Linked DNA regions of Homo sapiens: region 2 is linked to region 1. The links are chromatin loops, found by intact Hi-C in ENCODE. Cell type or tissue: PC-3. All regions are shown on one strand. Links, peaks and the distances in the headings refer to the core of each region. The heading gives the core; the rest is flanking DNA.

Region 1 (15,979 bases), core at 4,566-7,065:
TAAGGGATTTCATGTCTGATTTTGGTATCAAAGGCTGGCTTCAGAGACTCAACTGGAAAGCGTTTTCTTCAAGAGTTTGTGTTGATGTTTTCTTATGTTGGTATTTTTGGTATTGGTATTTTTTTTGTTTGGTAGAATTTTCTAAAGCCATTTGGGCCTTTTGTTTATCTGTGAGAAAGATTTGTTTTCATTTTTTGTGCGAAGGTTTTTTATCTATACATTTAATAGATTTAAAAGGTTATTCTGTTTAGCTATCTGTGAGCTTCGTTAATTTTTGTGTTTCAAGGAATTTAGCAATTTATCAAGTTTATTGGCTACAGTTGCTTATAATATTCTTTTATTGTCTGTAGTATTCTCTCCTTTGTCATTTCTGATATTAATAATTTGTATCTTCCCTTTTTTTTTCTTATTAGTCTGGCTAGAAGTTTATCAGTTTTATTTTTATTTATTTATTTATTTTTGGCACAAAGAACTAGCTGTGGTTTAGGTCACTGGTGTTAGAACTGCCTTCTTTTCTAATATGATCGTGTAGTGCTGTATGTTTCCCTAAAAGCACTGCTTCAGTTACATCTTACAATTTTGATGTTTTTGTTTTATTAGGTTCAAAATGCTTTTCTACTTTCCTTTTTGTTTTTTTCTTTGTCCTGTGGGTTACTTGAAGTGTGTTATTTAGTCCAAGTATTTGTGGACATTTCAAATGTCTTTTCTGTTATTTTAAATTTAATTCTGTTTTAGTCAGAGAATATATTTTGTATGATTTGAGTACTTTCAAATATTTTGAACCTTGTTTTATGACTGAGAATATGGTCTGTCTTATCAAATGTTCCATGTACACTTGAAAAGAATGTGTATCTGCATTCTGGATGGAGTGGTCTCTAAATGCCAATTGGCTAATTAGTTGATGATATTGTTCAAATTTGCTGTATCTTAGTGATTTTCTGTTTACTATCAATTGTTGTGAGCATGATGGTGAAATCTTTAATTATACTTGCAGATTTGTCTGTTTTTCCTGTGAGCTTTTAATTCATATGTTTTTAAAACTCTCTTATAAAGGTACAAAATTGTTTAGGATTGTTATGTCTTTTTGATAAATTGACCCCTTTATCATTATGAAATGATCCTTTTTATCTTTGCCAGTATTCTTTACTCTGAAATCCATTTGTCATGAATATGGCTACACCAGCTTTTTTTGATTTGTGATAATGTGATATATCTTTTCTCATCCTTTTGCTTTTAAGTTATTTAATGTTTCTCTCATTTAAAGTGGTTTTCTTGTGGTCAGAATATAGTTGAATCTTGCTTTTTTATCTAGTCTGACAATCTCAGCCTTTTCTATGGTGTGTATGGATCCTGATAATTAGTACATTATCTTTTAATGTGCAAATATAAATGTTAGTAATTATAAATTAAGATTTAAGAATTTGAATAATTTGATAGATCCCATCAAGTAATCTTATTCCTAAAATTTCTATTTTCTTTATTTTTCGAACTTTGTTTTATTTAGACTTATTATTTCTAGGTTATCTTAGGCCACCAAGAAAAAGCCAAAATTGGGAAGTAAACTGGGACTACATTAGAAATAAAATGGCCTCCAAATATGAGAGATTATGCTACAGAGACTCCTGTAAAATTTTAGCTATAAAAGGGTAAAATGGAGAATGGTACCCACAGGGTCACAAACCAGAGTCAACAAATGTTGACTCCAGTGTTGCTTTCTAATATCTTCTGTTTGTTATTGATTTTAGACTACTTGCTCTTATATCACCTTGGGAGCTTTTAAGAAATACAGATTCCCCAGTCCCATGGAATTTGTTATACCCTGTAATCTATTTTAAGGTAATGTAACTTTCCATGTGATTCTTAGATTACTCTAGGGTCAGAAATCATGGTCCTGCCCTACTTATCTGACCACTTTAATCTCTGACTTTTCTGCCACTATCACTTTCTCCTACAGAGTCTTGGCACCATTACAGGAAAAAACCTCTGAGGATTAGTCAGGTGTGATATACCTAGAATATTATACTAAACAGTCTTGACATGTATGGAGCTTTAGCTTTGACTGTGCTATATGTAACATTAGGTTAGTAGAGATCAAATCACCTCAAACCTTCACTTTTAACATTATCCTTCACTTCCTTTTAATATTTCTTAGATTGTGGAGTGAAGAACTCTGTCTCCCATATGGTTTAATTTAGTATGCTATATTATTTTTATTAAGCAAATTTGTGTGTCTGCTGTATACTGGGTAATAATGGTCATCACCTTTCTTTCAGAGAAAGAAGTAGCTTTTAAACAAGTTATGCTCTCCTCCCCCAAAAAGTCACGTTAATTCTACATGATTTTTTTTTTTCAGTTTTCGTGGTTTGATTGGTTCCAGTGTTCAATTAGAATGTACTTAAATTTATGTTGCCTAATTCAAATAGATTAATGGGGATGAGGCAGAGTAACTCACAATAGAACAAACAGTTTTGAGTTACTTTGCCTTATCCCCATTAATTTTATCAACCCATACCTTTTCATAATGATCATAATTTTATTTCTGGCATAGGAAAATAAGCCAAAAATATTAATGGATTTAAAAAGCTAATATATAGGGTATGTAAAGATCAACAAATTATTTTAAAGTAGATATTAAAATGTCTATTGTATAGTAAATGTTCAGTAGTCTGCAAAATAAAGAATATTCTACTTGAGAATTTTTTTCTTACACTTGTTTCATATGATTAAAATTCAGTAAAACACAATTAAAACTCAAATTATGGTCAAGCATTAGTTTTTGTCGATTGATAACAACTGTCCAGCATTTTACTGGTCATTATTGAGAATATCAATTATCATTGCATTGTGGGCATGTTGAAGTGTCACTAGTAAAGAATTGTAGTTTACAGGATCCTGAATAATGGTTCTTTTTTGTTACACAAGACAAATGCAAAGGAAGACAGTTTTTGGAAATCGATGTTTAAAAAAGAACATCTTTAGAATATTAATACCTGTGACTAATTTTTAAAGATTCATGAAAAATACAAATTCAACTGAAAAGCTATAACAGTTTCTCAGAAGATACAAAGCTGTAAAATATAAAAAGTTTTAGGCCAGGTGCAATGGTTTACACCTGTAATCCCAGCATCTTGGGAGGCTGAGGTGGGCTAATCGCTTGAGCCTAGGAGTTTGAGACCAGCCTGGGCAACATGCTGAAACCCTGTATCTACAAAAAATACAAAAATTAGCCAGGCATGATAGCGCACACCTGTAGTCCCAGCTACTCCGGAAGCTGAGGTGAGAGGATCACTTGAGCCTGGGAGGTCGAGGCTGCAGTGAGCCCTAATCATGCCACTGCACTGCAGGCTAGGTGACAGAGCGAGACCCTGTCTCAAAAAAAATTTTTTTTTAACTCACTTTTTTAGTCTTAACAATGGGTAGTGTACAATCTACTTGAACTTCAGTTTTTAACTAGTAAGCCAGGACTGGAACTTGTAGTTTAATCAGAATTTCTTCATATATACGTGAATGTTCCTAGATGAATATCTTTAACATGGTTCTTGAATTCTTGGTTGTACCCCAAAAATGGTTTCAGTTTAAAAGGGTGTGGGGCAATGACCATGATTCAGAATTAATTAATGTTGCATTTTCACAGGGTTTTGTAACAGTTTATGCTCAAGAACAATGTAAACATTTCACTTGTGCTTTCCATAATGATGGTACAGCATGCTTTAAAGAGGAACTGACTAGCCTTAGGAGACGTAGTGGTTGGTGGCGAGCAGTGAGGAAGATGGGAAATCCAGTTAGTCCAATAGAATCAGTGCCATGAGTTAAAGGGTAATGGATGTGATGACCAGAATACCCTCACAACTAGTTTATACCATTACGTTGTTTTTCACAGATCTAAGGTACATCTAAAATTCCAATTAATGGGGTACAATTAATTAGTTACATGGAAAAGATAATATTCTATATCTGTCTTCTTAATAAGCCAACAGAAATGCCCTCTAGAACACCGATTCTCAAAGTGTTCCTGGACCATCATATCAGCATTGGGAACTGGACTGGCAAATTCTTAGTCCTTGGAATTAGTAGCTAGGGAATGTGGGAAGGCAGGAATTTGTATTTTAACAAATGCTCCAAGTAATTCTGATGCATGCTCAGTTTGAGAACCACTGCTTTAGAATATGATGCATATCAAACTCCAGTAAAATAATAGCAAGTTTTCAGCATTGCTAATTCTAATTTTCAACAGCTGCTGCATTAGGTTTTCGTTAATGATACCCAAACCCAGCTGGAGTTGAATCCTAGTTACTTCTTATTCTTTTTACTTACTAGTGAGTGGAGCACCAGGTGCAGTTGTTGAAGTGTGAAAATAATTTAGCTTTGTAGACAGTTCTGGCATTTCTTGATTTTGAAAATGCTTTAATCTTCTTGGTATGATATTTCAACAATCAAAGCACATCTATTTTAATGGCAGTATGGACTTGTGCTAAGAATTTAAGGAAATCTCTGAATTATTCCTACCAGTTTAATATCAAAATTAATATTTTAGCTGAATTACAAAGCTTATATATAATTTACTCCTATTTTATTTTTCCACCAGTATGTGCATTAAAAATTTTTTAATGTCTTCCTGAATAATTTACTTTCAACCTTTTTCACATCTTCTACAATATTATGTTTAGTTTTACTTTGGAAAAAAATGCTAGCAGAGATTTTAGTTAAATGCATTCTTAGTAGTAAGGTCCAGCTGCGTGCTTTGTGAGTTGCAAAACTCATGAGTCCTTCAAAAAACATTTTAAAGGCATGTCAGTAAGACATGAAACTAGCATTTATCTGCTGCAGTATACTTTGAGTATCTACAAGTGGACAACATGGTCAAAAGCACTTAAAATGTTTAATAGATTAGTACATGATCTTGCAGTGATAGTGCAGATTTGTTTTTGGTTGTATTGCACATATGTTATAGGTAATGTTGGTAATACAGATATTTAGAACCAAAAGCTGATGAATTCAAAATTCTCTTTTGATGTTTAAAAATAAAAATAAAATTCTCTTTTTTTTAACTGTGTACCTTCATGATCTCATTTACTCCTTTTACATCAGCTGATGCCTTTGTGTTGTGACTCTTAATTTCTATCTTTAGTTCAGAACTTTCTCCTGAGATGTATATCTTCTGTAACCTACATATTACTACCTGGATGTTCCATGGGCACATGAAACTCACTGTGTCTGAAACTGATAATCCAAATCTCTCCCTCATACTAACCCTGTAAATACATATGGAATCAGAGTTACATTAATAGCCTATTTTTCATTATTATAATAGGTCAAATAGCCTATTTTGGCCATTACCCTAGATGTTTGCACAGGGCTTCATTCTCCATTGAAATTCCTTTCTAATATTTCTGAAACTCTTCTAGAGATATCTCATGTGGGTTTTTTTGTTTGTTTTTTAAAAAGCAGACTCCCCTCTACCCATAAGAATCTGCTTGGTTACTTCCTTGTCCATAGAACAACTATCTCTAATCAAGCATCATCATCTCTGCTGCTTCCCCAAGAGGAAATGCCAGAAAGTATGGGAGCCTTCATGGTGCTAAGATTGATGTCACATTTCATGTAGAAATGGAGAAAGTTCTCTTATGTCCTCAGTAATGTCATACTTTATCACTTGTGAACCTGCTTTATGTGCCTGTGTGAAGAAATGGCAAACTATATACCAGCTATTCATGCATTTCTTCCTCTAGTATGTTTTTATTGCTAGGAAGCAACTGCCCACCAAGGATTAAATTTCTCACCACAACCCCTGCATCTAGGTAGGGCCATATGACTAGTGTTTGCCAAGATAATTAAGAAATGGTTGTGCTTTCTGCACTCTATCGGCCAGCTGGATCAAAAGACTTCAAGGTACTGTGGAGAATGGCAAAGTCAGAAGAGGAAAGGAGCATAATTCCTTGAATTACTGCATAAAAGGCTGTCTGCCAACCAGAAACACTCATGTTGGTACTTGAGCAAGAACTAAACTTCTTGTGTAGTAAACAATCGAGATTTCGTTACAACAGCTGATGTTTCCCTAATTAATACAGTGCCCCCTTTATATTACAAAGCCCTTCTTTGAAACAGCTCCTTAATCATTTCCCTGCATTCCCTTTCTCTAAAAACTCAAACACATAAATATCTGGAAATTCATGGGGCTGGGAGGGAACAGATGCCACATTACATTCTAATCCAGAACTTTTCTGCCATTGTGCCCTCCCCATCCTATTCCCTAGACCTGTTAGGCTTGGATATTGTTCTTACACAAGCTTGAAATAAAGCCTTATGAAAATGGGCTCTTCCACAGACCAGCTACATACTTGATTTCTCAGTTTGAACTTCAGTGTAGACTACAAACTATCCTGAATTCCTTTCTTCATCCCCATTTATTCTTCCTTCCCCAATTCTCAAATTCACTGAATGGTACCATCTTCCTCCTCAGTAAAGAAGCCTAGAGACAGTACCTTAGCCACTTCCAATTCCGTCTTCTACTCTTGTCACCTAAGCCTCTAACCCATTAACCTATCTCCTTCCAGTCCCCATGCTTCTTCCTTACTGCAGTTGCTTTCCTTCAAGTCTTAATCCTCACTATGTCTTCAGGCCATTGATACTCAACTGTAAGCGTTATCACTCTATAAAATCTTGCATTGTAGAAGTCCCGCGTGGGTTACTTAAAACTCTTTAAAAAAATGGCTCTTTATCGCTTATAGAAGTTGTTCTGAAAGTGCAGTCCATGTACCATAGGGATGCTTAAGACTCCTTTAGGGCTTTCACAAAATAGTTCACAATCATTTTCATAATAATTCTAAGATGTTAGTTGCCTTTTTCACTAGTTGACATTTGTCCTTATGGTAAAAAGCATTGGTGGTACCAAACTGTACTAGTAGGCATTGTGTTTTTTGCTGCCTTTCTCTAACAGCCCAAACCCTCAAAAGCCATTTTCACATAAGAATGTCCGTCAGAAAGCAATAACTTTATTAAATATTGACTATTTTGTGTATGTCCTTAATATTCTGTCACAATATATAAAGTACATCAAGCACTTCTGCATACCAGAGTACAGAGGTTGTCTTGAGGTAAAGCACTTGTGTGATTGAGTTGTGCTGTGGTTTGAATATGGTTTGTCTCTACCAAAACTCATGTTGAGGCTTGGTCCCCATTGTAATGGTGTTGAGAGGTGGTGGGACCTTTAAGAGGCATTTGGATCATGAGGAATCTGCTCTCATGAAAGAATCAGTACAGTCTTGAGGGAGTTAGTGAGTCCTCACTCTCTGAGGACTACATTAGTTACAATGAGATCAGGTTGTTATGAAGCAAGATTGCCTCTCGTGTTTGCGCTATTTTCTGCATATGTCAGTTTCTCTTCTATTCCTCCATCATTTTTTGATACAGCATGAAGCCCTTACCAGAAGACAACAGATGTGGCTGCCCAGTCTTGAACTTGCCAGCCTAAAGAACCAGAAGCTAAAGAAACTTCTTTATAAACTACCTGGTCTCTGTCATAGCAAGAGAAAATAGATTAAGACAAGTTGCAAGCTCAACAAGGCAATTTTTTTCATAGAACACTGTTTTTACTTGAAAGAATGATCAACACACAAACTATGTTTATTCAGACTTGTGTAGTTGGGAGATATTTTCTCAAAAATGAATGAAGTGAACTTGTCGCTGTAAGGAAAATAGTTGACAGTATTAGTTGCCAATTATAAAATTCAAAAAAACTTGTATCTGCCGCTATGAACATAACAGTTTCCCAATACTTAGACTTCTCTGAGATTGGTGGTGTTATAATGAATGTGATTTTTTAAATTGTATAATTTTTATTATACAATTCTAATGTATTAATATTTGGAGGATCTGCATAACTCCGTATACCAATATTTTTCAAATGACAGTGCAAAGTATATCAATATAACAGTATATATTCACTGATATGAACTTGAATAGTGTATATTCATTAATATGGTTTTCTATCACATTGCAGTTAACTTTTAAGAAATTAACACTAGGTTTTAGTGTAGAATTGAAAAAGAATATTTCCAATTATTTGAAAAGGCTACTAAAGTACTCCTTTTCCAACTGTATCTATATGAGTCTGATTTTCTTCATTGACTCCAACCCAAATAATATATGGTAATATTTTGAATGGAGAAGCAGATATGAAAATCCAGTTGTCTTCTATTAAGCCAGACACTTTATAAGATTTGCAAAAATATGTTACACTAAATTTTTTTGCTTTTGGAAAATTTTTTCACAAAATCATGTCATTTATGCTGACATGTCATATTGTTATTTTAAAGTGAGTTAATAAATGTTTCTCAATTTTAATTACTAATGTGCTGTTGCTAGATGTAACCCACATAAACCAAAGCTCTTTGGTGTCCTTAACAATCTTTAAGTGTATAAAAGGTTCTGAGACCAGCAAGTTTCAGAATGCTGGCTTATAGGATATGGTTCATATTCCTAATATGGTGATTAAGACACTGTGATCTGGCTTCTGCCCACTTTTCTGCCTTATGTTTTACCTTGCCCTTAATTTTTCTCCTATCTTCTAAGCTTATTAAGAACCACTTTTAGGGCCTATATGCACTCTACAGTGTTGTGCCTCCAAGGACTTTGCTCATGCTTCTTCCCTTTGCCTGGAAGGTTTCTTTGTCACCCAGAAGGCACTTTTTTTTTTTTTTTTAAAGACAAAGTCTCACTCCCAGCACTCTGGGAGGCCGAGGCAGGTGGATCACGAGGTCAGGAGATCGAAACCATCCTGGCTAACACGGTGAAACCCCATCTCTACTAAAAATACAAAAAATTAGCCAGGCGTGGTGGCAGGTGCCTGTAGTCCCAGCTACTCAGGAGGCTGAGGCAGGAGAATGGCGTGAACCCGGGAGGCGGAGCTTGCAGTGAGCTGAGATCATGCCACTGCACTCCAGCCTGGGCGACAGAGCGAGACTCTGTCTCAAAAAAAGAAAAAGAGAGAGAAAAAAAACTGTATTTTTTGTCTTAAGCTAAACAAATACATCTGGGTGAAACTGAATAAAATAGGATTGTGGGAGAATAAGTAGGCATCCTACTCCCTTCCTCCCACCCAGTTGTTACTGGCCTGCTTCTCTCTCTATTTCTGCTTCTTTCGATTTTGTTTTAGCCTCGGGGTGAGTGGGTGGAGGGAGTCCAAAAACACATCTGTACTGTAGAGGAGAAATTGATAGCATAGCTTTATGGAACTTATCTCAGGGTTATGCAATCCAGAGGTCCCCTGATTTCAGCTCTCATCAGTGCAGGAATCCTTTTTCCATCATTCTTTGACAGGTCCTCATGCAACCTCTATATGAGTATCTCCAGAGACTAATAACTTACCACCCCCTAAACTGCCTGTGTCTTTACTTTGCACTACTAATTATTTGAAAGCCCGTTCTCTCTTGAGCCACAGTCATATCTTTTTTTCTGGAGTAATGCTACAAAAAGGATTCTGCCTCTTTTTCACAATAACTTTTCAAGTATTTCAAGAGACTGTTAGTCATTTTTATGGATTTTCTCTTAGCTAAGTGCACTGTTTTGTTTTGTTTTTTTTTAAGTTTTTTATGTGGCATGATCCATCCAGCTCATTCCCATTCTGGAGTACTCTAGCTTTTAACGTGTGCCTGAAATGACACATAATAGCCCTGTGTGACTAAATACAAATTTCTTAGGAACTGTTCCTTCCTGTGACTTGAAACATTAATTACTGTGTTTTGGTTAGGAGTATAAGCTTTGGTATCAGACAGATGAGGGTGTGAATTCTGACTTTTTTCCCCTGTAATTCATATCTCTGAGTCTAAATTCCGTAATGTTACCATATAGGATTATTGCAAGAATTAGGTGAAGTAATGTACATTTAAACATGAACCGTTGGCTGGGTGCGGTGGCTCACGACTGTAATCCTGGCACTTTGGGAGGCCGAGGCGGGGAATCATGAGGTCAGGAGATCAAACCATCCTGGCTAACATGGTGAAACTCCATCTCTACTAAAAATACAAAAAATTAGCCAGGCGTGGTAGCAGGTGCCTGTAGTCCCAGCTACTCGGGAGGTTGAGGCAGGAGAATGGCGTGAACCCAGGAGGCAGAGCTTGCAGTGAGCCGAGATCACACCACTGCACTCCAACCTGGGCAACAGAGTGAGACTCCGTCTCAAAAAAATAAAAAATGAATAAAATATGAAGCATTGTTCCTGGCTCACAGTAAAGGCTCAAAGTAGAAGCACTTGTTACACTGATAATTATATACCTATTGGCACAGCCTAAAATTGCCATACGTTTTTTTGCAGCTGCTTCACATTACTGTTAATATTATAATCATTATGCTAGTATATTTGTTGTTTATCAGCTTGTGCTACTACTCAGGCTTTTATGCCTTCTCCAATTAGCCATCCCCACATCTTGAAAGCCAGCTCTGTCCTTTTAAGGCTGAACTTACTCAGTGTATTTTCCAGAAGGTTTTTCTCCAATTCTTGGATCCAGAAGTATTTTGTTCTTACTTATGGCATTTGTTACAGTGGCATTTGTTCAATTTTGTACAAGATAGACTATGAAAATAGGAACAGTTCACTTGAGAAATTTATAAAGAGATGAGGGATGATGAGATTAATGTCTTAATAAAGCTCAAGAAAAAGGAAAAGCATGTATAGTTGGACTCCCCATTTTGTATCAGCGTACTTATTTCAAGTGACTGAAATGAGTAAAGAAAGAAGCCTTGAAGTCAGCTCACCTATGATTTTTAACTATGATATTTTGTATTTTAAAAATAGATACTTGGTGCAGGTGTTATTGGCAGACAGAAGTAAGAGGCTAGGGTGAACAGGCTATGGGCGTCTGGTAAAAGAATTTTTTTCCCAAAAATGCTCTGGGAGTTTCATTCCCAAAAGATGGATGCAGGTAAATCTGACTCTGGTCAGTACAATCAAGGCAAATTGGTGTTTTTCTAAACTGTGAATTGGGAGAGGATTCTACTTACAATTTGAATAATAGGTCTCATCTCTATACTTATTCTGGTACATTTAAAGAAAAACTTAGGCCCTATATTGGACCTACTTCAGACCTTACAATCCATATAGTAACCCATAAATAAGTAAAACCTTTGTATGTTGTGATTTTTTTTCCCTATTCAAGAATGATACCTAGAATATTATACAATTACTAATTTGGGGAATGATATCAAGAATTATGTTGTTTTTGGCTTTGGTTGTGGTTTTTTATAACTTTAAATTTTGAGATAATTATATATTCACAGGAAGTTGCAAAGATAGTACAGCATGTTTTTCTTTTAAGCACCTGGAAGACAACCATCTTCTGTCCCTCTGTTTCACTTATTTACCATGCCTATTTCAAAGGAATGTTGCAGGAAACAATTGCAAAATGCTTTTGCAATCCCAAAATAAAATATATCAAATAATTTTAAAAGGCATTTGCAAAAAAAAGGTAGTTCTATAATATTGTAGTGCTGTATTTAACTATAAGGCTCTACCTCTTCCTATAATAGAAATAGACAAAATCTCAGACAATCAGTATAATGTGGAACATGAGCTCTAGAGTCACATTGACCTGTAATGGTATCCTGACATCAGTAAACAGCTGGTGATCACTTAAAGAGACTCAGTTTTCTTATTTAAATGGGGATAATAATTCTGCCTCTCATGATATGATGTATATAAACCACAACACAGCATGGGTGTAACAGATGATATACATAAAACACTTAAAGCATAGTGAGAATTCAATGTTAGCTATTACCAATACTATTTTTTCATGTAGGTGATTAGTGTATTTCTCAGATTGATAATAAAAGAAGGTTATAACTTATAAGGATTTCACATTGTTAAATTAATGTAATAACTGTAGAAAAGTATAGCCATAGCCAAGCTTGGCAAGTACATTTAGTAAAATATAACTCATATTCCTTTAACGTAGTAACCTTAGCAATAACACAAAAAGAAAAGAATTGGTGTTTTTTGGATTGATGGGGTATTTAATAATTACTTTAATGTTTTTATCTAATAGATCATCTCAGGAGCATTAACTCCAATATATTTTTAGTGAGAACCTTATCACAGATGAAGTTGTGAAAGAAAATTTGATATTTATTTTGTAATGTATTTTCAGAATGTTAAGGATTAACATATATTTAATGTGGAAGCATTATGTTTGTTTAAAAGATGTGTCTAATAAGGGCCTACAAAAATTTATTGTACATGAAGATACTCAATAAATATTGTTAAATTGAGAATAAATGACTAATTTATAAACAGTTAAATATTTTATAATTTGTTTTTAATGTTATTATTAAAATGAACCTGTATTATAAGATCTCAATATTTGGTAATTTTTTTGAAGTGAAACAAACATAAGTTAGCCATTTTACAGGGAACAATTCACTGGCATTTGGAACATTCACAATATTGTACAAGCACCATCTCTATCTAGTTCCAAAACATTACTCCAAAGGAAACCCCATCACCGTTAATCGGGTGCTTTCCATTTCTCCCTCCCCCCATTCCCTGGCAACCACCAATATATTAATATATACTGTTTCATTTTTACCTATTCTGGATATTTCATATTAATCTAATTATATATGACCTTCGGTATCTGGCTTCTTAGCATATTTTTGATGTTCATCTATATTGTATTACTAACATATATGAGTACTTCATTCCTTTCTATAGTTGCATAATATTCTATTGCTCTGTATATAGTACCACAATTTATTTGTTCATTCATCTGTTGATGGACATTTGGATTGTTTCTACCTTTTGGCTATAGTGAGTTAGTGCTTTAAACATTTATAAGTATTTGAGTACCTGTTTTCAGTTCTCTGGGGTGGTATATACCTTGGAGTAGAATTACTGAGGTATTTGGTAATTCTGTTTAACTTTTTTGAGAAACTGCCAAACTGTTTTTCATCATGACTTCACCATGTTACATCCCCTCCAGCAATGTATGAGGGTTACAATTTGTCACTTCCTCACTAACATTTGTTATTTTCCTATTCTTTTCTCTTTTTTTTTTTTTAAGTTTTTGGTTTATCTGTTTTTAATTATAGCCATCCTAGTGTGTATGAAGTGGTACTTTGTTGTGGTTTTGATTTGCATGTCCCAGTGACTAATGATGTTGAACATCTGTTCATGTTTGTTAGTCATTTGTATATCTTCTTTGATTATTGATTAGAGACTGTTCTTTTCTAAAGTCTGCATACAGTGCTGTAAATTTCCCTCTCAGTCCTGCCTTAACTGTGTCCCACAAATTTTGATTTGCTTATTTTCATTTTCATTCATGTCAATGTATTTTTAAAATTTCCCTTGACATTTCTATTTATTTGTCTTCTGTTCTGTTTTTTTCACTTCTGTTTTCTCTTTCTGCATTCCTGTGGGTTACTTATATTTTTTTTTAGAATTGCATTTTGATTTGAGTTTAATGTCTTTATATAGTCTTTTTCATGCTTGTTTTACATATTTTATTATATAAATGTCACCTGTCAGTTCACTGGTATCATTTTACCAATTCAGGTGAAGTATAGAAACCTTACCTCCACTTTTGTCTTTTTATTCTCCCTCACTTACAATGTAATTGTCTTAAATATTTGCTCTGCCTTCATTTAGAGCCACATCACAGAATGCCGTAATAATTTTGCTTTCTCTGTCAAACTTGCTTTTGAAAACTCAAGAGGAAAGGGAAAGTTTATTGTATTTACACATATTTTTACTCTCCATTTTTTTGTTTGTTCTTTCTGATGTTTTAAGATTTCTTCTTTTATCTTTTCCTTTTTGTTTATTTATAGAGTTTTTTTAGCCAGTCTTTTAGGGTAGGTCTACTGGCAATAAATGCTAATTTTCTTTCATGTGAGTTACTTTCCCTTTCATTCCTGAAAATTATTTTCTCTAGGTATACGATTATTTTATTTCAGCACTTGAAAAACATTGTGCCACTTCCTATTGGCTCCATGGTTCGTGATAAGAAATCTGCTGTTAATCCAGTTTTCTCTTGTAGGCTTCATACAGGTGCATTCAAGACTTTTTTTGTCTTTTGTTTTCAGAAGTTTGATTATGATATGTCTTGACATGGATATCTTTGGGTTTACCTTATTTGGAGTTTGTTCAGCTTCTCTATCTAAATGTTTATGTCTCTTTTTAAGTGTGTAAAGTTGTCAGCCATAATTTCTTTGAGCACTTTTCAACCCTGCTTTCTTTCTCCTATTCTTTTAAGACTCTGTGACACCAATGTTAGATCTTTTGTTCTAGACCACAGTTTCTTGAGCTCTTGTTTGTTTTTGTTTCTCCTTTTCTTGGTCTGTTTTCCCACTGCTGTTAGGTTCAGTAATTTCTTTTGTTTTTTCTTTCAGTTCATTAAACTTTTCTTCATCTCTTCCATTCTGCTGTTGAACCCATTCACTGAGCTTTTTATTTTAGTTCGTGTATTTCCATTTGGTTCTTTTTTGAGACAAAGTCTCGCTCTGTTGCCCAGGCTGGAGTGCAATGGCGTGACTTCCGCTCACCGCAGCCTCTGCTTCCCAGGTTCAAGTGATTCTCCTGCCTCATCCTCCTGAGTAGCTGAGACTACAGGCATGCACCACCACGCCTGGCTAATTTTTGTATTTTTGGTAGAGACAAGGTTTCACTCTGTTGGCCAGGCTGGTCTTGAACTCCTGACCTCATGATCCACCCGCCTCGGCTTCCCTAAATGCTGGGATTACAAGCGTGAGCTACCATGCCCGGCCTGGTTCTTTTTTTGTATCTTCATTTTCTCTACTGAGATTGTATTTGCTGGGGCTTTCCATTTTTTTCGTTTGGTTCAAGCATGTTCATAATTGCTCATTAAAGAATTTTTATCGTGGCTGCTTTAAGTCTTTGATAAATTTTAACATTCCTGTTATTTTGGTGTTGGTCATTTCTTGATTGTCTTTATTCATTGAGTTTGAGATCCTGCTGGTTCTTGGTATGATGAATAAGTATTTTATAGAAACCTGAGCATTTTTGTATTATAAGACTCTGGGTCTAATTATAATCTTCTGTTTCCTTGCTTGGACTCCACTGATACTGCAGAGGTGCCTTGTTACCTGCTGTCTGAGATGAAAGTCCTGACCCTGTACTTGGCCTTCTCTGACATCACCCCATCAGGGATATTGGGCATTGTGAGGGTGGAAGTCTAGGCTCCCTACTTGTCCTGTACAGTTGGTGGGGGGGCCGGTTTTTCCTATGAAATTGGCTACTGTAGAGTGGTTATTATCTAAGCTTTCTATCTTGCTATGCTGTTCCTTTCCTGGTCCTTTGGCTACAGAGAATAGGTTTTTGTAGGGATTCTTTTGTCTGTACCTGTTTCTAGATTGCCAGCTTCTATAGCTCCAAGTCTGGAATGTATGAGGCATAAATAAAACTTAGGGCAACTCAGCACTTTATTGTCCTTAGGTCCCAGGGGTTCCAGTAGTCTACTGTCTTCTCTTTTAGAGTCTTACATTTGTTTCATGTATTGTGTGCCAGTATTTTAGGTGTACTCAGAAGGGGCAATAGTGAAACATAAGTCTACTCCATCTTCCCTTAAAGTGGAAGTCACTGTTAGCTCTTTTTTATAGGATGATTCATATAACCATAACTTGTAAGTTTTAATGGTACCATATGCATCCCTGTTGACTATCTGGAAACCACACAAGAAAGCATTTGTCAGTGTTCAGAATCTCTCTACCTTGCATATAGAAATTTATTTTGTTAGTCCCCCATGGTGATTGTGCTCAGGGAGACTGATTCAAGCTAATAATACTCTTTTTGAGACAGGGGCTTGCTCTGTCATCCAGGCTGGAGCGCAGTGGTGTGAACATGGCTCACTGCAGCCTCAAACTCCTGGGCTCAGGCAATCTACCCACCTCAGCTTCCCGAGTAGCTGGGACTACAGGCATGCACCACCACACTCAGCTAATTTTTAAAAATTTTTAGTAGAGACAAGGTGTT
Region 2 (15,979 bases), core at 7,179-9,678, 62 kb before region 1:
GCTTAATCGTGTTTTCTTATGGGATTTAAGTAGCTTCTTGTGATTTAAATGTTTAAAAGAAATGTAAGGCTGGATGCAGTGGTTCGCGCCTGTAATCCCAGCACTTTGGGAGGCCAGAGGTGGGCAGATCACCTGAGGTCAGGAGTTGGAGACCAGCTTGGCCAACACAGTGAAACCCCATCTCTACTAATAAAATACTAAATAAAAAACTAAAATACTAAAATAAAAAATTAGCTGGGTGTGGTGGCATGCACCTGTAATCCCAGGTACTAGGGAGGCTGAGGCGGGAGAACCTGGGAGGCAGAGGTTGCAGTGAGTTCAGATCACGCCACTGCACTCCAGCCTGGGTGACAAGAAGAAATCTCCGTCTCAAAAAAAAAAAAAAAAAAGTTATGCCGTTTCTTACAGATAGGAGTTGAGTCTAATTGAATAGAAGAATTATTCATTAAAAAGTATCCTGTTAGCATTTATAGGAAATTAAAAAGATATATCAGACTCCCATAGTACCCTAAACGTTTATATCCATTTATTCTGTTTTGGCCAGGCGCGGTGGCTCATGCCTGTAATCCCAACACTTTGGGAGGCTGAGGTGGGCGGATCACGAGGTCAGGAGATCGACACCATCCTGGCTAACACGGTGAAACCCCGTCTCTACTAAAAATACAAAAAATTAGCTGGGCGTGGTGGCAGGCGCCTGTAGTCCCAGCTACTCGGGAGGCTGAGGCAGGAGAATGGCGTGAACCCAGGAGGTGGAGCTTGCAGTGAGCCGAGATCGTGCCACTGCACTCCAGCCTGGGAGACAGCGAGACTTGTATCAAAAAAAAAAAAAAAAGTATATATATATATATACACACACACACACACATATATATACACATATATATACACATATATACACACATATATACACATATATACACACATATATACACATATATACACATATATACACATATATATACACATATATACACATATATATACACATATATATACATATATATACACACATATATATACACACACACACACATTTCTAACAGAATCCCAATTTCAATCTTGGTATACATTTAAAATAGATTTTTGGAATACATTTGAGGTTAAATTTCCTTAAAAAATAACAACAACCTATGTTGTTTGCTTGAAAAATACCTGGCAGGAGCATAAATGGCAATCTTACTCTCCTTAGTTTAGAGAGATTTCATCTGTAAGAAAAAATTTTCAAAGGCCAAAACTTCTAAACCTTTTATGATATTTTTACTACATGCTTGTTCCCCCTTACTGTACCTTAATTCATGGTACTTAAAATTTTAATCTACAGCAACCAGCCAAAGAAACCAACAATTTCTGTTCAACTAGAAGGTAGGAATTGACACCTGTGTTTTTGTTTTTTGAAAAAACACAAATTATTCTTCTTTTATAAAATCACCTAAATTGTGTGAGCTTTGCTTGACATGTTAATGTGATCATTACCTGTTAGTAATACACTAATGAGCTTGGCCTCTTTTTTTTTTTTTTTTTAATCTCCCACATTTTCCAGAACAGCCCCAATTTGTTACAATCAGGATTATTTTATCTGCTGTATTTGCTAAGTATTATTTTACTCTCCTTCTTAATTTATTTTATTAAAAGTGATTTTCTTAAGTATGTGATTTAAGGTTTATCAGTGGGTTTTATTTTCAAGTAACTTCTTATATAAATATTTATCTATGTAAATTTATAACAGAAAAGGCCTTTTCTGGACTGTGTTTTGTTACAGTTTTCTTAGTTATACTTTGTCAGCTTCAGGGCTGCATTAAGTTCCACTAGGTTGGTATCTTATTGCTTGAAAATTGTTCTATCGAAACGTGCTATTAACCAGCCAGTCTTCCGATTCTCTCACTTGTAGTAGGCAGAATAATCCGCCTCCCTGCAAGATGTCTGTGTCCTAATACCTGGAATTTGTGGATATATTAATTTACGTGCCAAAGGAGAATTAAAATAACAAATGACATTAAGGTTGTTAATTAGGTATCTTTAAAATAAGATTATTTTGGATTATCTACATTGCCCAGTGGTAATCACTAGCATCCTTAAATTGTGGAAGAGGGACCCAAAAGTGCTATTTGAGAAAGACTTTATTAGCCATTGCTGGTGTTGAGGATGGAGGAGTGGGAAGCATGAACAAAGGAATTAGGGCAACATTTAAAAGCTGGTTAAGGCAAGAAAATGGATTCTCCCTCTAGAGATTCCAGAATGAAACAGCCCTGCTGACATCTTGATTTTTGCCTAGTGGGACTCGTTTTAGTTTTCTCATCCCCAGAACAGTAACATAATAAATTTGTTTTCCTTTAAGCCACCAAATTATGGTAATTTGTTATGACAGTCATAGAAAAATAATAACACCACCTAACTGTCATGACCTTTGCATTTTGTCACTCACCATAGGCCTGGGTAGATACTCCCTGTTCTGCCTGGGACTGCTTTTTTCCCTCCCTGATTTCAGAGCTACTGTTACACGCTTTCCACCACTATTAAGGTTGTGATAGCCAGGTTTTTTTTTTTTTTTTTTTGAGATAGAGTCTCACTCTATTGCCCAGGCTGGAGTGCAGTGGCATGATCTTGACTCACTGCAACCTCCACCTCCCAGGTTAAAGTGATTCTCCTGCCTCAGCCCTCCAAGTAGCTGGAATTACAGGTGCCCACTGCCTGCCGCCACGCCGGGCTAATTTTTGTATTTTAGTAGAGACAGGGTTTTACCATGTCATCCAGGCTGGTCTCGAACTCCCGACTTCGTGATCCGTATGCCTCGGCCCCCCAAAGTGCTGGGATTACAGGTGTGAGCCACCATGCCTGGCCCAACTAGGGTTCTTATTTGCAGGCAAAAGAATTTACTGTAGCTAGTTTCAGCAAGATTTTAAAGCATAGAGAATTGTTAGGAGGGCTAAAGGAGCAGGTTGAGCTTCCAGGAAAGGTTCTCAAAACCATACTGCAGAATCAGCCTAAGGAGGTGATAATAATGCTTTGTTCTGAAAGCCACAGAGTCAGGTAGCTCCTACCCCAGGTTCCAGATCATTTTGGAGATCTGGCTGCAGATTATCTTGCCTCTTCCTTGACCTAAATCTTCAGTGGTCCACACTGCAATAGACTGTCTGACTCTGCCATTACCTTTCTGATCTTATCTCCTGTTAGTCTGTCTCTATTCACTTTGTTCTAGGAACATCATTGTCTTGCTGTTTACAAGTCAAATGGCCCTGTAGCAGGAACATGCCTGTAATTCATGACACTTAAAATTTTAATCTACAGCAACCATTCAAAGAAACCAACCATTTCTATTCAACTAGAAGGTAAGAACTGACACCAGATATTGTAAGAAATTGGGGCTGTTTTGGAAAATCTTCCCTTTTTACCTTTTTTGTCTGTGGCCACTGAATCACCATTCATTTTTTCAATTACAATTCATATGTCCAGGATGAGAGAGACTCCTCGTCCATGCTGATCCAAATAAAGGTTGCTGGTCTCTCTCACCTCAGCTCCATTTGCAGTGGGGATGAAGATCTGTGGGAAAATGAAAGGGTTTTCTTTTTCAGTTACATCAAGAAGATGGAAAGTAAGTTTTTTTAAAAATAGCCTTTTCTAAACTTTCTGATGACTGATGGAGCCATCATTTGCTCAAACAAGGAAAGATGTAGCAAAGGGAAGACTTGTTATGTAAATTTAAGCCACCACTGAGCCCAGAACACCCAGAACTTTGGAAATTGGCTATTGCCATGTCTGGACTGCGAGTATGGGAAGGGGACACTGTTCTGTCTGTTGTCCCCGCTACCGTCCCTCTCTCTCAGTATCAACGTAGATCCAGACATTCTGCTTTGCTTACCTCCAACCTGACTGTTCCCATACAGAGTTGTGTTAAGCCTCCTTACATGCTGTTAGTGGGAAATACCAAAATTTTGACAAACTGTCCAGTGCATTAATTGTCATTTATACACTTGTATTAACTCTCATTTTGACTCCACAAAAAGTGTAATGTTGGTTCGAGCTCGAGAAGGAATCTGGATTCTGGTAGCTTTGCCCAGACCTTGGGAATCCTCCTCCTCAATACATTTAATTAATGAAATGTTACAGCGAATTCTAAAAAGAGCTAAGAGATTTGTTTTCACTTTAATCGCTGTGATCATTGGCCTAATTACAGTCACTGCACTGGCCACTACTGCCGGAATGGCGTTACATCAATCTATTCAAACGGGTCATTTTGTTAATGATTGGCAAGCCAATTCCACCCAAATGTGGAATTCTCAACAAGGCATTGATCAAAAATTGGCTAATCAAATTAATGATTTAAGACAGTCTGTTATTTGGCTTGGAGATTGGGTAGTGAGTCTCGAACATTACATGCAAATGCAGTGCGATTGGAATACTTCGGATTTCTGTATCACCCCGTATTCCTATAACGAGACTGATCATTCATGGGAAACGGTCAAAGACACCTTCTGGGCATGTGATCTTAATGGTAAGAGTTTCACTACTCAGTCCTCCCTTTCTTTCTGGTGCGGAGGCAGACACCCTTAAAAATGGAGATTTCCTTTATAGATGTAGATTTCTTTTATAAACATGTTTCAAAATAGCCAGCTAAAAGACAGAAAGGTGTATTTTAGAGACCAATTTAGTTCAGTAGACAGTCTTTATAACTTAGCTATGGTTTTTTAACTAAAATGACTGAGCTTAGGGCTAAGCCCATTAACTAATAGGGCAAAGAAAGTATTCTCTCTACCTGGACTCCACAAGGATAGCTCTTATAAAGAAGCAAGCCTATTTTACCTGAGGGCTTACCTTCTATTAGCAAACACTTTATCCACCTTTATTTTCACATTCAGGACAGTATAGTAATTTAGCCAAAAGATTTGCAGATTCAATTTTTTTAAATCAACTAGTTCCTTAAGCTTTTTATTTGCTTTTTATAAAGAGGCTTTCAAAAGAAGCAATAAAAATATTGCAACATTTTTAGAAGCTTCTGCACATCAATAGGCATCCTTGGGTCAGCCAAATTCAGGAGAACTTATTTATTTATTATTATACTTTAAGTTCTGGGATACATGTGCAGAACATACAGGTTCGTTACATAGGTATACACGTGCCATGGTGGTTTGCAGCACCCATCAACCTGTCATCTACATTAGGTATTTCTCCTAATGCTATCCCTTGCCTAGCCCCCTAGCCCCCAGCAGGCCCCAGTGTGTGATATTCCCCTCCCTGTGTCCATGTGTTCTCATTGTTCAGCTTCCACCTATGAGTGAGAACATGTGATGTTTGGTTTTCTGTTTTTGTGTTAGTTTGCTGAGAATGATGGTTTCCAGCTTCATCCATGTCCCTGCAAAGGACGTGAACTCATCCTTTTTATGGCTGCATAATATTCCATGGTGTATGTGCCACATTTTCTTTATCTAGTCTGTCGTTGATGGGCATTTGGGTGGGTTCCAAGTCTTTGCTATTGTGAACAGTGCCGCAGTAAACATGTGTGTGCATGTGTCTTTATAGTAGAATGAATTATAATCCTTTGAGTATATACCCAGTAATGGGATTGCTGGGTCAAATGATATTTCTGGTTCTAGATCCTTCAGGAATTGCCACACTGTCTTCCACAATGGTTGAACTAATTTACACTCCCATAAACAGTGTAAAAGCATTCGGAGAACTTATTTTTAAATGCAGTTCTTAAAATGCAATGTTGTTTATTTGGAACATTCCACAGTAATTTAAGATTGTTGTTTGTATGACTTTGCCATTTTTTGTGAACATTTGCTGCTTCTGGGGCCTAAACGTTCTATGTGTAAATGTAGATGTAGCTAGAAGGTAGAGTACTCAGTTCTTCAGAAATTAAGCATCACATTTTTACGTTGAATCTTGGTTTTGCCTCTCAGATTTCTTTGATCAGCTTAGCCAGTGATTTTTCCTACCTAAGCATGCAAGAAAAAGGATCAAAGGGGATAGAATAAATAAATCCCTGTGAATTTTCAAAAGCTAGAGTTTGTAACCCCTGTAGTATTGCCATTTATCGCCAGTTTTTGTTTGACCCAGTCAGATATTTAAGGCCTCTAGCCAGATTCAATCCAGATAATTATTGGATCCTGTCCAGTTTCTTTTTTTTTGAAACGGAGTTTTGCTCTTGTTGCCAAGGCTAGAGTGCAATGGCATGATCTTGGTTCATCGCAACCTCCACCTCCCAGGTTCAAGCGATTCTCCTGCCTCACCTCCCGAGTAACTGGGATTACAGGCATATGCCACCATGCCTGGCTAATTTTATATATATATATATATATATATATTTTTTTTTTTTTTTTTTTTTTTAGTAGAGATGGGGTTTCTCCATGTTGGTCAGGCTGATCTCAAACTCCTGACCTCAGGGGATCCGCCTGCCTGGGCCTCCCAAAGTGCTGGGATTATAGGCCTGAGTGCCCAGCTGGACCCTGTCCAGTTTCTGTTGTGACTTCTGAACCAAGTTCAGATAAAAAATTTACTCAAACCTGTATAGCTCAAAACCGCAAAATCTTGGATTCTGAAGCTCCACTGAGAGAACTTACCCACAGTCTCTGGTTGTTGTGAGAGAGGAATGGACAGAATGGGCCCAGTGGGTATTTCTCTTGGTCACTGGCTGCTCTTGGGGCTTGCTAGATGCTCCACTTCATGTCCCACTCTGATGCCATCTGTTACAAAAAAAGACTTTAGACGAATTTAACAGAGTTTAATTGAGCAAGGAATGATTTGCAAATCTGGTAGCCCCCCTGAACATGAAACATGATAGGTTCAGGGTGACTCTAGGGTTCCCACATGGTCAGATAATATTTAAGGACAGAAAAAGGAAAATGCGTACAGAAAACAGAAGTGAGGTACAGAAAGTGCTGTATTGGTTACAGGTTGGTGTTTGCCTTATGTGAACAGGGATTGAATAGGTAGCCTCCTGTGATTGGCCAAGCCTTGTAATTGGTACAATAGTAGGTTATAATGTATTTACACATCTACTTAGGTTATAGTTCACTATATCCAGAAACCTTTAGGCTGAACCTAAAATAGGTGAGGAGGCAGCTTCAGGCTATGCTTAATTTAACAACATAAAGAGCTTATATTTGAGTTAAACATACTAAGCTTATATCTCAAGTATGCCACTTCCTTTGGTAAGAAGCTTAAACTTTCCAAGGCTCTGTTTTCTCATCTGCAAAATGGAGATAAGACTTGTACCTCACAGAGTTGCTGTGTGGATTAAGTGAGAAAATGTATGCTTAGTGTAGTTTGGCTCTTTACTACTCACATTAACATATTAATAGAAGAGGATAAAGTATGTACAAAATGCTCTTTCTAAGAAAGAAGACACATTTTAGTAATCAGAATGGCTTAAATATACTTTAAGCCAAGGGTCCCCAACCCCAGCGCCACGGACTGGTACTGGTTTGTGGTCTGTTAGGAACCGGGCTGCACAGCAGGAGGTGAGTGGCATTATCGCCTGAGCTCTGCCTCCCGTCAGATCAGTGGCAGCACTAGATTCTCACAGGAGCTGTTAACCCTATTGTGAACTGCGCATCTAAGGGATCTAGGTTCCACTCTTTAAGAAAATCTAATCTGAGGTAGAACAGTTTCATCCCAAAACCACTCCTCCCACTCCCCATTCCACCACTACCCCCACCCCCAAATTCCCCCACTCCTCCACCCCTGTTCTGTGAAAAAATTGTCTTCCTCAAAACTGGTCCTGCTGATTTAAGCCTTAAAAAGAGTAGGTTTTAACATTCTCATCTTGAATAACTCATGCGCTGAAAATTTGGGTTACTTGGAGTTTGTAACACTTTAATTTTCTCTTTCTTTTTTTTTTTTGTGTGTGTGAGATGGAGTTTCGCTCTTGCTGCCCAGGCCTGGAGTGCAATGGCATGATCTCGGCTCACCGCAGCCTCCACCTCCCGGGTCCAAGAGATTCTCCTGCCTCAGCCTCCCGAGTAGCTGGGATTACAGGCATGCGCCACCACGCCTGGCTAATTTTGTATTTTAGAGACGGGGTTTCTCCATGTTGATCAGGCTGGTCTCTAACTCCTGACCTCTGGTGATCTGCACGCCTCGGCCTCCCAAATTGCTGGGATTACAGGCATGAGCCACCGCACCTGGCAAATTTTTTGTTTCTTTTATGCACCGTATAGGGGAAGAAAAATATCTTTTTCTTTTACCAGTCTTGGATTCATTGGCTGGGGCCCTTTACAAGACAGATGCACAAGACAAAACCGTACAAATTTAGTTAACGTAAGTTTTATTTGACACAGGAGCCTTCATAAGGAAATGAAGACCTGAAGTAGCTGAACCTGAGTGTTTTTATTCTAGTTTTGATGAAGGGGAAGATTGTAGAAGAATTTAATAAGATAAAAAGTATGAGCTAACTGTAATAAACTGGGGGAAACTTAGCAAGGCCTGTTTGTTCACATTCTTCTTGGCGTCTGTGTCTATGTTCCTTTCCTCCCAGTGTGGGGAGGGTACCTCTCACAGAAGAGTCTTATGACTGGCATCAGGGGAAGGTCACCAAGTCTTTCCTGTACATGCTGTTTATCAAATTCATTCATCTCGAAGTATTCAGTATGCCAGGTACTGTATTTTGGGGTAGCATGTCCTAAACCCTCATCAACTGACTTTCATTTCAAAAGCTTTTAAATCCCCTGTGATAAAAGGTACAGTTTGTAATGTATGCAACCATACTTAGAAATCTAAAAACTGATAATAGGATTTGGCAGGGGGGTACCCCATATTGATTACATATGTTTATCTAGTGCTTTGATCAAAATTGTTTCCCTTTGAAAAATACAGCAGTGTTGACTTTGGTGGGGCGGTGGGCGGGGGGTTGTTCCTGCTTACATGTCTGCTGAAGCATAGTATTTTAAGGTTTTGTTTTCTTTATTTATAGATAATTTAAAAGCTGACTAGTTACCCTCTCCTTAGAGGCTTTGTAAGTGCATTCTTATCAGTAAGATACATGTTTACTATATGACTCAGCTAGATTCTATATAGATAGTGTCCTTGTATCATTACCAGTACCATATAAAAATACTATATGGATATATAGGGTTGAAAACATAATTTATTTTCTTTCCATTTTTAGATTTTTAGTTGAGACATTCTCTTGAAAACAAAAGTCAGATTAACAAAAGAAAAAGAAGTTTATTAAAGTGTGCTGTACCTATCACTTGGGAGAGGCCTCAGTTCAAAAGTGTATCTCTTTCAAGGCAGTGGCATGGGGGACTTGCTTAAATAGTATCTTAACAAAAAGCCAGAAATTCTATATAGTGACAAGACAAAAAAGATTTATCTTCAGGCTTCCAAAAGGTGGGGTAATATGGGAACACATATTTACTACTGCTGTCTCTGAGCTGATAAGCAGTGTTGCAAAAGGGGCCTAGCTTTAGGTGAGAAAGGCAGCGAGAAGGGGTGGGCAAAGTGTGCCCGTTTTGTTAAGCTTTTAACTTAAACTAAAATCCCCAGTATTTTAGAGAGGAAAATTTTGTTTTCCTCCAGATACTTAACAGTTTATAAATCTAGTGTTCTAAGAAGTATGTTAAAAAAAACACCTTATTCCTGCTTCCATGTGAATTATATTACCTATGAAGCATCATTGTACATTTATGTAAATTCACATTTGCTAAATCACACTGAGGGAAAGCTTAATATAATCATTTCATCATTATATAATCCATTCAGTATGATTGCATTTCCTCCTGATGCAATTTGATAAACTTGTGTTTGTATAGCTGCAAGATAATGTTCCACAGATAATGCAGTTTTATACATTTTATTTTCAATGCTTTTTAGTGGGTGTATGTGTATGCTATGTAGAGAAATTAGATGAAGTTTCTCTTAACTTCATTATGGGCAACAAAATTCCTTGGCTTTGTTACAGTTTACTAGGCCCCATAGTGAAAACACCTCTGAGTGTAGGCCAATTCTAGAATACAAAATTACTTGTGATCAGAGCTGTAATATGAGATTGAAATTTGTTACACAAAGAGGTTACTATCCTTTTTTTGAGGATAATTAAACAATTTGTTTCTTTAAAACAAATTAATAGTGATTGTTTCAGGATAGTATAAAGTACAATTTAATCTTTAACAGTGAGAGAGGCTTTGTAGTGGGGTCTCAGTGGTTAAGTCCAATTCTGGGACAAGTAAAAATGTTTTAGGGTCTTATTACAGAATGAAAACTATATTGTTTCTTAAGGAATTTAATGAACTAAAAAACATTTTTGCTTAACACTCTTGATTTGTAGTACATCGACCAAGTATCTTCATTTAACAGAAAGTACATACTTTTGTTAAATAATGAAGTTTTCTGGAAATCTGTTAACTAAGGGTACTTAGAGTAGGAATGTGAATATTTCAAATTTCAAATCATCCTTTTCTTATGACAAAACTCTTTTTGTGGCATTACACTGCTTTAGAATAAAGTTCATTAATGCTTGCTTAAAAAAACATAAGGGGTACTGTATGTGTCAAAAATAAAAAGTTGGAACTTCATAAAATTATAGGATTTTTTTCTTCCTTTCCCACCTCTACTGTTTTGTCATTGCTCTTTGAGATGAAAGAGTCTAAACCTGTATGTTTATTTAACTGTTGGATTTCTTGTTTCTCAATTAGGAAATGAAAGCAAAAATCTACACTTGATTTTATAATTGACCTATTTGTTTTCAAAAGTATGCACATAAATGTCAAAATTTAAGTCTAATGTAAGCTATTTACCCTAAGCATTAACATATCTGTGTAAAAATGGTTACCCATATTGCATGTTTAATTACCTTGGTGTTTAAGAGCTCTGATGAATATTAATAATTTACCAGGATTTGATCTGGAATTATTTTCACTCTGTGATATTAGAAAACTCTTAAAAACACCAACATTATGTTTTATTTCTGTCACTACATAGCAATTCCTGGGCAACATAGAGGTGACATGAAGAGTAAGAGAGAAAGGGGATTAGATGTCGACACTTGGGATTGAGCTGTTAGAAATAGTATGTTTGTCTAAAGAGAGGAAATGAAATTTTTTTTCTTTTTTCTATGCATAAGAAATGAAATTTTGTGGGGTAGGTGAGGAGATCTCTGGTTTGTGATCTTCTTTATTGACTTAATGCATTCTTTCAATATCTATAGGAAGTTATGTCAGTAACTGGTAGATAAATTCTGGCATTACATACCAAACAGGAGAGACAAGCTTCTGCCTTCATTGGAGCTTATATTCTCTTTAGGGATAGCAAAAAAAAATAAGTAAATAAGACAATTTCATTGACTAGTAAGTGCTATGCCAGAAATAACAGAGGGTAGAGTGATAAAGAATGATTGGTGGAGTGATTTTAGATTCAGTGCTCTGGTAAGGTCTCTGAAAAGGTGATAATTAAGATGATGAGAAAGCACCAAGTGGTGGCTGGTTTCTTAAAATGAGGTATTAAATTACCTAGATCAACATATTGGATAAAATATATAATATTTAAATGCTTTAAACTCTTAAGCTCTAAAAAGATAGCCATTTTTTTAATGATAGCCTGTAACTAGGTAGGGACAGTAGATAAGGATGGTTTAATGCTGTGCAGAAAAGGAAAACGAAATGGAAAGAGATTTTTAAAAGAAGTACCAAAGGCCAGGTACAGTGGCTCATGCCTGTAATCCCAGCACTTTGGGAGGCCGAGGCGGGCGGATCACTTGAGATTGGGAGTTCGAGACCAGCCTGATCAACATGGAAAAACCCCGTCTCTACTAAAAATACAAAATTAGCTGGTCATGGTGGCACATCCCGGTAATCCCAGCTACTCGGGAGGCTGAGGCAGGAGAATCGCTTGAACCCGGGAGGCAGAGGTTGTGGTGAATTGAGATCGTGCCATTGCACTCCAGCCTGGGCAACAAGAGTGAAACTCTGTCTCAAAAAAAAAAAAAAAAAAAAAGTAACAGAAGTATGGCCATAGACTGCCTTTCATAAGTATTTGTGTTGCAGGTACATGTAGCCCATCTTGGCTGGAGATGGTCCAGTCTCATACTGTCCCCCAAAGCAAATGTAAGCCTCTACAGATGAGACATATTATCCTAGACCTCAGTGAACCCCTACAATTACATTTTCCAGCAAGTAGTCAAAGATAACAAAGCATATGGAGAAACAGACAACTGAAGGAGAACCAGCAAAAAGAGACAGCAGAATTGGAATTCCATAGACTTGGGATATTAAAAATATTAGACACATATTTAAAATAACTATGCTTATGAATTATAATACATATGAAGATATCTCCAAGGAAATCACAAAAAGCAGCATAGCAGATTTGAAAAGGAACCAGACAAAACTTTTGGAAATGAAAATCCCAGTAACTGAAATTTAATAAGCCTGGTTTTGTGTTGAGTACTTTGTATCAAATGAATTCTCCTACTGAAACCTTATAAACGTTAGGCCATATATATATATACAACAGCTATTTGAAAGCCTTGGAGAGCAGCCGGTGTAGGTTCGACTTGAGGGTCTGTGATTCTTGAGAAAAGAGAAGCTCATGAAGTGATCTCCATATTTATTCTGGTCTTTTCCTTGAGGGAATTTTCTAATTCTCAGTGCCAGATGGAGATCAAGCAAAAAGAAGGAGTTTTACATGGCTAAGGAGCCCAGAGAGGCTGGTAACGGAGGCCTAATCGTGGGGGTTGGGGGTGAGAGGAGAACTGCAGAGAACTGAATATTCTGCACATAATATCTGCATATAAGTTCTCCTTCAAGTATGGTAGTTTAATCACTACCCAGGCCCAGGGCAGGATTTCTGGAAACCCATCTGATAACAGTGACTTTGAGGCTTAAGAGCTGAGCAGAAATTTCAGCAACTTTGAAATACAGATTGAGTTCGAATGCATAAGATAACTAGTAATTGGTACACTGAAGCCATTATCTAAAAAGTATATCCTTTATGATATATTCACCTGTGTAAATTGTGTTCTTAAAAGCTAAAGATGAGAGAATTTGTTTAAAGAAATACAGTAATAGGCTAAGTTCTGTGATCTTTATCTTATATGGAGGAGTAAGGCTGTGTCCCAAATGCAAATACAGCTTCAGGTATTTGAGATTAAATTAAGAAAATACAGTAGTCCCCTCCTTATCCATGGGGAATATGTTCTAAGACCCCCCAGTAGATGCCTGAAACCACAGCTAGTACTGAACTCTATGTGCAGTGTCAGTTAATCTGATAAAAGTGACTGTGTGGGTGGGGAGGGAAGGGTAGCACATACAGCATGAATGCACTGGCAAAGGAACAATAATGTCCTGAGTGGGACAGGGTGGTGTACGATTTCATCACACTACTCAAAATAGTGTGCAATTTAAAACTTTTGAATTCTTTATTTCTGGAATTTTTCACTTAATATTTTCAGACTGTGGTTGACTGTGAATAATTAAAACCATGGGTCGTGAAACTGCAGATGAAGGAGGCCTACTGTATTACACCTTTGATCATAATTGTCCACTATCTGAATGAAGCAATATATGATTCTTACTAACTTTTCACTTGCTGTACCAGATTGCTACAGAAGGTAAGACCTACTTAGAGGTCAAGGATATCCTTGTGTTGGTCCATACATAATTCTTTAAGTCATCTTTGTTTTTATCTTGCTAAGGGTTTCCAATATATCTTTGTTCTTATATATAAACAGCTTTTAAATGCTTAGGAAAATTTGATGTAAGTACTAAAATGTCCTCAGGATTGACCAGTACATTTAATGCATGACCAAATACATTCAACATCCACAGGAACATACAGCATTCAGGAGCTTGTTTTTTATAGGTCATTGAATTTTCTACAGAGCTACTGCTGAGAATTATTTTTTAAAGTAATATGCTTGTCTCAAATATGCTTGTCTAAGTCAATAAGTCCATTTCACTAGAAAGTTTCCAGGCAGTAAATAAAGCAATACACTGAGCGAATTTTTATTGTCTCGAGTGACATAATGTCTCTAGTTTTCTTACAGTTCACAGTGGTTTTACTACAGAAGCACAACAGTCATTCCTGTTCTCTTAGTGGAATTATTCATGGCTTTTAATAAGGTAGATTTTATTATGTTTCAAGATCTTGAATTTTTTTAGGCTTCTGTTTCCATACACACACGTACACATTTAATATGGCTTTCTGAAGTACCTTTAAATCAGAATTTATCTTACTTTTGCTGTGTTTAAAGCATTTTCTATTGAACTTTTCAATGAAATTCAATAAATGTAATATTTTTCAACTTTCCCAAAAATTTAATATTAAGGCTGATTTATAGAAATTCATCTAAAACTTTGCTACTCAAACTGTGGTTCATGGACTAGCACTCTTTGGCCATCACATGGGAGCTTATTAGAAATGCAGAATCCTCCTCCTCCCCCATGCTGTCACTTACTGACTCATAATCTGCATTTTAATAAGCTCAGGTGATTCATATACACATTTAAGTTTGAGAAGTGTAGATCTACAGATCTAAAAGCTTATTTACTAGTGCTTATACTTCATCTAGTTAACCCTCAAAGGGAAAGAGCCCTGTGTTTTAGAAAATGTATACCACAGCATGAAAGATCAAGGTATTTTAAAAGGTTTCTAGGAATATCTTAGAGGCTGATATAATCTGTTCTTTTTGGAAACAATAATTTTTATTTTCTTTTTCTTTTTTTTTTGAGATGGAGTTTCACTGTTGTTGCCCAGGCCAGAGTGCAATGGTGCGATCTCGGCTCACCGCGGTCTCTGCCTTCTGGGTTCAAGCGATTCTCCTGCCTCAGCCTCCCAAGTAGCTGGGATTACAGGCATGCACCGCCATGCCCAGCTAATTTTGTATTTTCAGTAGAGGCAGGGTTTCTCCATGTTGGTCAGGCTGGTCTCGAACTCCCGACTTCAGATGATCCACCCACCTCAGCCTCCCAAAGTGCTGGGATTACAGGCGTGAGCCACCACACCTGGCCTTTTATTTTCTTCTTAGTGGTTTTACCATGTCATTTGTTATATCCCTTTCTTTTTGTTTATCTATTAATAATCTAGGTACACATCTTCAGTTTCAGCTCTTTTCTGTAGACTTTTAAAACCAATGTCTGTTCTCTCTCCCATTTGACTCAATTTATATTTCTGACATTTTCCATATCCAAAAAGAATATATCGTCATTCTTTTCAAATTATGCTTTCCCCCCCAACTTACTTTTGTTAATCATACATCTGTTTTAGGCCTAGTAAAGTCAAATATTCTGCAAGAGTCTTTTCACAGCTTTTCTAATACACAGTGATTTTTCCTTTCTTTGTTCCTGTAACCCTAGAGTAGGTATGGAATTCACGTCATTAACCCAACTTTCTATTTCCACGTTATTTGTACTTCTGATAATAAAGTTTCTGACAATAAAATATGTTCTTGGAATGCCTCTTTGTAAATGGCAGTAATATTCCAAATGATTAGTTATGCCAAAAAAAGGGAGAAAATAGTTATGCCAGCAAGTACACCTTGCCTGTTGGTTGAATGTAAACATTAATTTTTTTGTTTCTGTGTTTTCAGTTAACAGGGTTGGTTATGTAGTAACCAACTCCTAGCAAATCTTGACTCATTAAAAAAAAAAAAACTAAATGAAAATCCCAAAAGTAGTACAGTTCTTATAAAGCAAATAATGAGTAGTCTTACCTTTAAGTACATAAGAAGTGGACTTAAAATTGATGCTTGAGACCTTATCAAATGTACAGGTAATCATTTCTTAAAGCTGTATTGGATTATACAAATGTAAACTAATGGAATACTAACTTAAAAAACACAATTTTAAGACTAAGGAACATTGAAGATTATCATCCCCTTATTTTAATGTAATGGAAACTGACACAGCAATTAAATGCCTGTTTCTAGTATTTCTTACCAAAAAGTATGTAGAACATATCTCTCAGCTTTTGAGTTTTAGTCTAAAGTCCAGAAGCTCCAAGATGATAAATTTCCAAATTATGCCCACTTCAAATAGGGAATAAAACT

Evidence for each region. A loop is a pair of places that touch in the nucleus more often than their neighbours do. Peaks named below come from ENCODE experiments on the same cell type or tissue, not always from the same donor. Only the 100,000 strongest peaks of a DNase experiment are listed, where the experiment ranks them.
Region 2: it touches region 1 in a loop (4-fold over the local background); 3 of 110 quality-filtered maps call a loop at or near these places.

The regions. Positions count from the first base shown.
Region 1 is chr1:87,048,881-87,064,859 of GRCh38, forward strand. All of the region lies in intron 1 of HS2ST1 (heparan sulfate 2-O-sulfotransferase 1), which reads left to right. Among named protein-coding and RNA genes, the nearest start is that of LINC01140, 73 kb to the right of the region's middle. In PC-3, for the core only: no CTCF peak of the experiment used is centred there; no DNase peak of the experiment used is centred there.
Region 2 is chr1:86,984,536-87,000,514 of GRCh38, forward strand. All of the region lies in intron 1 of HS2ST1 (heparan sulfate 2-O-sulfotransferase 1), which reads left to right. Among named protein-coding and RNA genes, the nearest start is that of HS2ST1, 78 kb to the left of the region's middle. In PC-3, for the core only: no CTCF peak of the experiment used is centred there; a DNase peak (open chromatin) is centred at 8,466; H3K4me3 peaks cover 748 bases; H3K27ac peaks cover 695 bases.